2 separate regions of the Homo sapiens genome follow, and region 1 is linked to region 2. A link is an interaction called in ENCODE POLR2A ChIA-PET data of the cell type or tissue named here. Cell type or tissue: endothelial cell of umbilical vein. All regions are shown on one strand. Region 1 overlaps VIM (vimentin). Region 2 overlaps CUBN (cubilin).

The links. ChIA-PET counts read pairs that join two places held together with the same protein. Peaks named below come from ENCODE experiments on the same cell type or tissue, not always from the same donor. Only the 100,000 strongest peaks of a DNase experiment are listed, where the experiment ranks them.
Region 1: POLR2A ChIA-PET joins it to region 2 with 5 read pairs; 9 of 35 experiments call an interaction of 5 or more read pairs at or near these places.

What each region holds. Positions count from the first base shown.
Region 1 is chr10:17,236,320-17,240,319 of GRCh38, forward strand. VIM (vimentin) reads left to right here. Exons shown (of 10, transcript NM_003380.5): 9 at 1-60; 10 at 911-1,274. The coding sequence ends at 952. Among named protein-coding and RNA genes, the nearest start is that of VIM-AS1, 8.3 kb to the left of the region's middle. RefSeq lists a silencer at 2,451-2,745. In endothelial cell of umbilical vein, no CTCF peak of the experiment used is centred here; DNase peaks (open chromatin) are centred at 1,792 and 2,442; H3K27ac peaks cover 663 bases.
Region 2 is chr10:17,060,959-17,064,958 of GRCh38, forward strand. All of the region lies in intron 22 of CUBN (cubilin), which reads right to left. Among named protein-coding and RNA genes, the nearest start is that of CUBN, 67 kb to the right of the region's middle. RefSeq lists an enhancer at 1,295-2,494. In endothelial cell of umbilical vein, no CTCF peak of the experiment used is centred here; DNase peaks (open chromatin) are centred at 1,243, 1,733 and 2,283; H3K27ac peaks cover 3,510 bases.

The DNA of each region.
Region 1 (4,000 bases), 180 kb after region 2:
GTTGATACCCACTCAAAAAGGACACTTCTGATTAAGACGGTTGAAACTAGAGATGGACAGGTTGGTATCTTTTAAGGAAAAAATAGGGTAATCTCAGACAGGAGTTGATATATTTTAAAATCAGTGAATCTGAATCTCAGATACAGCTGGCTAATTTGAGAGGTTCAGGTTTCATTCATGCCTACTAAAAAAAGAATAGGCTTCTTCTTCCAGCAGTACACACAGCCAACTAATTATTTGGCTCCTGGATGTGAAGTTGAGATAGCAGTCTTCCTGTGCTCCAGAATTAGTGATTTGCTTTGGTGCTTAATTTGAAGTGGGAGTAAGCTTCCTTAAACCACTTCCTAAAGCAGCTACATGAAACAGCTTCACTAGACTACCTCAATATGAGGAATGTTTTGATCCTGGACATATGGTGTCTTCCTACCTCCATACTTTATAGATTCCTAAACCCATCTATATAATACAAGCATGTGCCATACGATCATTTAGTTTCTTATTACCTCCCTATGCCAGGAAAGAAATAGTTGCAATTTATTGTAGTCATCATGAAATCTTCCCTTGCACATAAATTTAAAATGTACCTGCTGCACATTTTAATATGTCTTAATTGCTTTTAAACTTGGCTGTATTGTGTACAACTATTATACCATCTTTTATAAACACAGTTTTTTAAGAAATTTCTTTTTGTAAGTTACAACATTCCACTGGATCCTTATATTGCCTGTAGTGGAAGAGGGTCTTGTGTGTCTGCCCCTTCTAGTTTTCACTCATGCAGAAGCAACATAACCTTCTGATTTGCACAATAAATTACATATATTTAGCAGGATTTTTATTTGCCGTGATATATAGGATAATTTAGTCTTTGGCATGTGGCATTATATTTATTTTGGTTTTTTTTTTTAAACAGGTTATCAACGAAACTTCTCAGCATCACGATGACCTTGAATAAAAATTGCACACACTCAGTGCAGCAATATATTACCAGCAAGAATAAAAAAGAAATCCATATCTTAAAGAAACAGCTTTCAAGTGCCTTTCTGCAGTTTTTCAGGAGCGCAAGATAGATTTGGAATAGGAATAAGCTCTAGTTCTTAACAACCGACACTCCTACAAGATTTAGAAAAAAGTTTACAACATAATCTAGTTTACAGAAAAATCTTGTGCTAGAATACTTTTTAAAAGGTATTTTGAATACCATTAAAACTGCTTTTTTTTTTCCAGCAAGTATCCAACCAACTTGGTTCTGCTTCAATAAATCTTTGGAAAAACTCTTTTGTTGTGTTATTTATTGGATAATATCTAAACAATTCTCTACTTGGTCCTATTAGTTAATTTGTCATTACAATCATGTAAGTTGATAAATTCAGGTTATTTATGCTTGAGATGTAGTTCTTAATTTTGTCATTTTTGATAGACCTCACTTCTTTTTATTATTACTTAAAAACATTTACAAATAGGTGGTGTCGAATAAAATAACTTGTACCAAAATGAAGATAGGTCTCTCTAAAATGAGCTCAGGTCTGTGATTTTAATCATAACAAACAGACTTCCTAAAATTAAAAAATAAAAACTTTTTTTAGTACATATAGCATATGAGTAACACAAATTCCACTTTGGGAGTTAAAGCATAGGAAGTTGCCAAGATATAGGGGCTTATCTTCCGCTAGCAAGATGCAGAGAAATGGAAAAAGTTCACCAAGTTTTTCTTTTATTTAAGACAGGATCTCACTTTGTCACTCAAGCTGGAGTAAAGTGACTCAATCATAGTTCACTGCAGCCAACAACTCCTAGGCTCAGGCAATCCTCCCACCTCAGCCTCCTCAGTAGCTAGGAGTACTCAAAACAAATAAACGAATGTCTAACTTTAGCCTAAAATGTGAGTTGTCTTCCCAAAACTAGCCACACACCTGGCTAATTTTTTTAATTTTTTGTAGAGATGGGGTCTGGAAGTGTTGTCCAGCCTAGTCTGGAACTCTTGTGCTCAAGTGATCCTCCCTCGGCCTCCTAAAAAGCTGGGATTACAGGCATGAGCCACCACACTCAGCCTAGTTCACCAAGATTTAATATATGAAACCGTTCTGCTTTATTGTGTGTGTGTGTGATAGCTATATCTATATCCATCTATCTATAGATACAGATATTTGTAAAGACCTTTGTGTTTGGAGAATGGCATTAGGCACAAAATAAAACCTCCTACCTTTTCTTCCAGGGAGATGAGATTATTACATGTGAATCGCATGGTGCTAACTGTAGGTGTAATAAGGTTTCAAAGTCTGGAGCAATAAAAATGAAGTGGGGCAGTCATGGAAAGCTCCCTAGAAAGCACTCAGTGTGAGCATAGAACTTACATAAATAGACGAGAGAAGGTATTGCCAAGAGGCAATAGTGTAGTAATGGTCAATAATGTGTGTTCTGGAGTGAAAACTTCGAGTACATTCTCGGACATCTCTAAGTTTCAAATTATGGAAATATTATTATCTTCTCTCCTCCGAGAATGATGTGGTAGACATTGTCATAATTTTTCTGTGTTTGCATCTGCCTCTCTCTGGAGTTAACTAGTGAGATGGTTCTCACAAAGCCCTGCCCATTTGCAGGAATGTTCACTGTGATTTTCATCATTTTGGTTACCGTGGGTACTGCATGAATAAAGAAAGGATTGGGGCTGGATGCAGTGGCTCATGCCTGTAATATCAGCACTTTGGGAGGCTGAGGCGGGTGGATCACTTGAAGTCAGGAGTTCCGGACTAGCCTGGCCAACACGGCGAAATCCTGTCTCCACAAAAAATACAAAAATTAGCCAGCCGTGGTGGTGGATGCCTATAACCCCAGCTACTCTGGAGGCAGAGGCAGTAGAATTGCTTCAGCTTGGAAGGTAGAGGTTTCAGTGAGCCAAGACTGTACCACTAAACTCCAGCCTGAGTGACAGAGCGAGATCCTGTCTTAGAAATAAAGAAAAAAAGGATTGGCTGCTGAAGTAACTCCTAGCCATTCTAAAGGTAAATTCTAAATGTAAAAGTAAACTTTACATTCTAGTTTACTTGGGACATTCTTGGTTTATGACTGTTGTGTAAGCATAATTATTAATAATAACAGTTTGGACAATAGATTGTATGTGGTCAGGTCATGCTACCCTTAGAATAATCTTACAGAAAATGTGTCTGTCCCCTCAGCCCCCATATTCAAACAACTGACATGGACAATGGCATAATTAATTTTATTAGTGTAAACATCCAGGTCTTTGGGCCCTTATGAAACCTTTTCTATTTGATTTTTCGTTTTGCTTTCTGTTCTTTAGCCATTCTCACCACTGTTCCCCGCAGCCTCCTAACCCTAGGATCCCTGTCTCCTCTTCCACTTGTATCCCACCTTTGGCTTATAAGGGTCATCCAGGGAAGACCCCAGCCCCATATTGGCTTTCTTCACACACCAGACTCATTATTATTTTTTTAAAAATTGAAAAACAAGCCACAGTTTTCTTTCAGGGGAAAAGAACCAGGACAGCAAGTTCTGCTCATACCTATTGAGATTAGTAGACTCCCACTCTTAAAAATCCTTTACAGATGGAGGCCAGGCATGGTGACCAAGGTGGGTGGATCCCCTGAGGTCAGGAGTCCAAGACCAGCCTGGCCAATAAGGCGAAACCCCGTCTCTACTAAAGACACAAAAACTAGCCAGGGGTGGTGGTGCACACCTGTAATCTCAACTACTCGGGAGGCTGAGGCACGAGAATTGCTTGAACCCAGGAGATGGAGGTTGCAGTGAGCCGAGATTGTGCCACTGCACTCCAGCCTGGGCAACAGAGTGAGACTCTGTCTCAGAAAAAGAAAAAATATCCTTTACAGATGGAAACAACAGACACTGGGCACTTCAAAAAGGAGGAGGTTGGGAGGAGGGCAAGGGTTGAAAAACCACCTGTTGAGTACTTGGGTGATGGGTTCAATAGAAGCCCAAGCTCTAGCATTACGCAATATATCTATGTAACAAACCTGCACATATA
Region 2 (4,000 bases):
GAATCACTTGAACCTAGGAGGCAGAGGTTGCAGTGAGCTGAGATATTGCCATTGCACTCCAGCCTGGGCAACAAGAGTGAAACTCCATCTCAAAAAACAAACCAACAAACAACAAAAACAACAACAAAAAAAACCCAAAAACAAACAAACAAAAGTATTCCTAATTAGTATCAAGGCTGAGAGTAGGACCAAGACTTCTGACCTCCCTACAGCATCCCCTTTCCCTGTGTCATGAATAGTACTTTCCATCATGAGCAGTTACAGTCCAATCCACTATTGTATCTCCCTTGTAATTCTACAGCAATTCACATGCTAAGGCTTGACTTTCAGAGTCCTTGATAAACTACAAAGTTTCATTAGAACCCCTTGAATTGCTTGGCGAACAAGCACCCTAGACCTATTTTAATCAGAATTTCTGGGTGGGGCCCAGATGCCTGAATTTATAGCAAGAAAATCCCCCATCTCAAATTCCTTATGAACACTAGAATTTGAGAACACTACACTCCCAAACTGAAGTTTTAAAATAGAAACAGAACTCTCTTTACCCGTTTAGTGTAAAGAAGGCCTCTTTGGGCATGTTTGTCATCATTTCTTAACTTTGCACTGCTAGATGCCTCTTCTGAGCTCATTCCAGGATCACTGATAAAAAACAGCACTAACCACCCACTGATGAGTAGGTGGGAACCCTGCCCTGGGAAGGAGGGAGGCCAAGAAAGCCCAGTAGGGCTCATCTCTAATCCTGTGTTGTTGTTGTTGGGATCATCCTTGGCCATTTCCCTGGACAATTGTGAAGGTTTTCGCTTTGCAGGAAATATGAAAAATCCACCACAGTTTGATGATAGCCCTGAATTAAATGTTACTAGCTGTTATATGCAGTTCATTTAGAGCGTTTCTAAGAGCTAACCTAGACATGGCAAAAGCAATGGATTCTAAGACGGGACTCAGTTGTTTAGTCTGACTTTCAAACCAATCAGCTATGTATTCTTGGGAGGATAAATTCAACATCCTAGACTTCTATCTCCCTCATTTAAAAATTAAGGTAACTGGAATAGATTTGTGCTTCAAACTTTCTTGACATACCCTAAAAAATACATTTACGTTAGCCACCCATGCGCGGAGATACTACAAACAGTTCTCATGAAGCGGCACCTTACTTTGTATGATAAACTCTGATACTTTCTCTCCTATTCCTTTCTATCCTACTCCATACTTTTAGCAATCACAAGTAGCAACCGAATAAATTAATTTCATGACTCACGAATGAGTCATGAATTGCAGTTTGAAAAGCACTGGACTAGATGTTACATAGGTTTTCCTCTAATATTAAAGTTGAAAATGAATCCGGTACATTTATCTGTCCCTGTTTATACTTTTAAAGTTCCCTCTTAGCAGGATTATATATTAATGTATATGCAATACATGTTAATAGAATATAAAATTTTACTTTAAATTGATAACATTAGTCAATTATAGTCTCTCAGGATTCAAATATTTTGTAGTTTGAATGAGCAAAATCTAATACGTTAAATTAAAGCTTAGTCTTGTAGTTTCTAAGAACTTCGTAAGAGTTTTAACCTGTTAAACCTGTACTTGTTAGTTCTTTTCTTTCTGTTTTCCCAGGCACATCTGGATAAAGGCAGAAACAAAGTAACAAGGGAGGAAGTCCCAGTAATCACAAGAAACCAATCTTTTTTCTCCCAAACACATATTTTGGGGCTGACATCATAGCCACATGGCACAAACTACAGATGGAAAAGTATCTGAACTCAAATCCGGAAACTTAACCTTTATCAGATGAAGACAAGAAAGACTTCAGCAGGCAAACTCACACCTGTTGGGCTGAGGAGCTAGAAATCAACAACCAAATACCAACATTACTGCTCTGGAAATAACTTCTGTTAGAACAATAAAGTAAGATGAGGGCAAATGACTGAGCTTCCCTTGATGCTTTTCCCTGATGCTATTTTATTCTGCAGAAAATATCCAACATACGATGACACCTGAAAAGAATGAGTCCTAGCATCTCTGTGTTTCCACACCAGCAGCTCACTCTGACTCTGGCTGCCTTCTAGGTCTAGCCACTGCCTTAAAGTACTAGCCCACCACCTGGTGTCACCAGCCCAACACCAGCTCAGTCTCCTGACACCAGCCCTTCCCTAAAAAATGCTGCAGGACCCCCCCTCAGCAATGCATGAGAGCCGATCTCTCAGGTCTTGATCTATGGGAAACTGTGACAGGCTCCAGAATTATAAACAGAAGGTGTGTTGTGTCTTCCTGGATCTCGTCATCTGATTGCTATTTAGAATGGCTTGACTGTGTTAGTCAGACCTATGAGTTCATCCAACAACAAGCGGGCACAGTGACCAGCCGGGCTCAGCCCAGGGACAGAAAGCAAACACTCCCTCGTCTGTGATTTCAGCCTTATGCAGACCAAATAGAGGCCAAAGTAATGATTATCACACAGGGAAGCCAGCTGGAGAATCTTTTGAGTTTCTATGAAAACATCGTCTCCCCTTCACTTTTATTGCTTGCTTTTTCTTCTCTCTTTCTTTATAGTTTCCTTTCCTGTCCAGTTTGCTTCTATCTCTTTTCCTGACTCATTTTTATTTTACGTGTATCTTATCTTTCTGAAAACTTTTAGAATTAAAATCTAATATCCTCCCTGCCCAATTATTTTAACTGCTCTGGGTTCTTTCTGCACAAAATATTGCCTTACAAGCTAGGATGGTAATAGAATTGTTTTACAAAGGTATGTCTTACTTTGCATATCATTACAAAGATTTCCACATTTTCAGGAGGCCCTGCCTGTATTATATGTTATCTAAGATACAGCCAGTTTATTCATGCACCAAATTAAAATTATGTTCATAGATGATTAAAGCCAGAAGTCATCTCTCGAAGATTACCAAATCCAATTCCTTAATTTTACAGATGAGAAAACTGTGGCCTAGAGAGTTCAAGTGACTTGCTCCAAATCCTGATCTAATATTCAGTGTGCTTTGGGGCCAAACATACCAGACAGATAAAACTACAACAGCATGAAAAATTGTGTGCACCCTATAATTTCTTAAGAAACCAATTTTGGTCACTGGATGTTAACCACCTGAATGAAGTCCAGTGAATACGTCAATCACACACCATAGCCTATTGTAACTGCCAGGGATTCCATTTCGCATGTGCTTGCACTTGAGCTGGATAATGAACTGCTCCTGCAGAGGTTCCTACCTGGGAGAAAAGTATTGATTGATTCTCTCACACTCAGGATTCTGGAGCAAATCTAAAGCCATGCTTTTGAACATAGAACTTGAACTGCTGCAGAGTTTTGCCTGAAATGAAGAGTAGTGGCCAGCCCCTCTGAAGGAGAAATAAATGGGAAATTGGGTAAGATTTTGAGTGGGAGATGTTTAAACTTTTATTTATTTTAGGGAGTGGGGACTTTAAAAGATAAGCATCTGGGGTTCTCAGGATGCCAGAGTGTGTCACAGGGTGCATGTCCCAACATAGGAAAAGCTACCAGTTCTTTCTGGAGGGAGCTCAGTGAATTGTACCATGCTGCTGGGGTAATCCCAAAGCGGAGAAATGCTTGGAAGCATGGTCACCATATGCCTACTATGGGTCTATGCTGGATGTTATTTGGGTCCTTTAATACAATGATGCAAAAGGAAAGCTCAGAGTCTCTAAAAAACAACACATCCTAGGGAAACATGAGCCTAACGAAATATGACTCCTTCATCAATCCCATGCACAGGCTCTTGGGGCTGGGAGCATCTCTGGTTCACATCTTACCTCAAAGACTGTGCCTGCAAAAGGGATTTGTTTCCTATACTTCATTTGCAAAGGGCATAGTAATAATGAGAAATTAAGTAATAGGAAAAATACAATGAAAGGAATAAATGCTGAAAAGTTTAACTTCATTAGGTCAAATTGAGAAATGCATATTTTGCCAAGAAATCTTCCATTCCTTTCCCTGGAATTTCATGCGGTAGTCTCTAATTTTTAT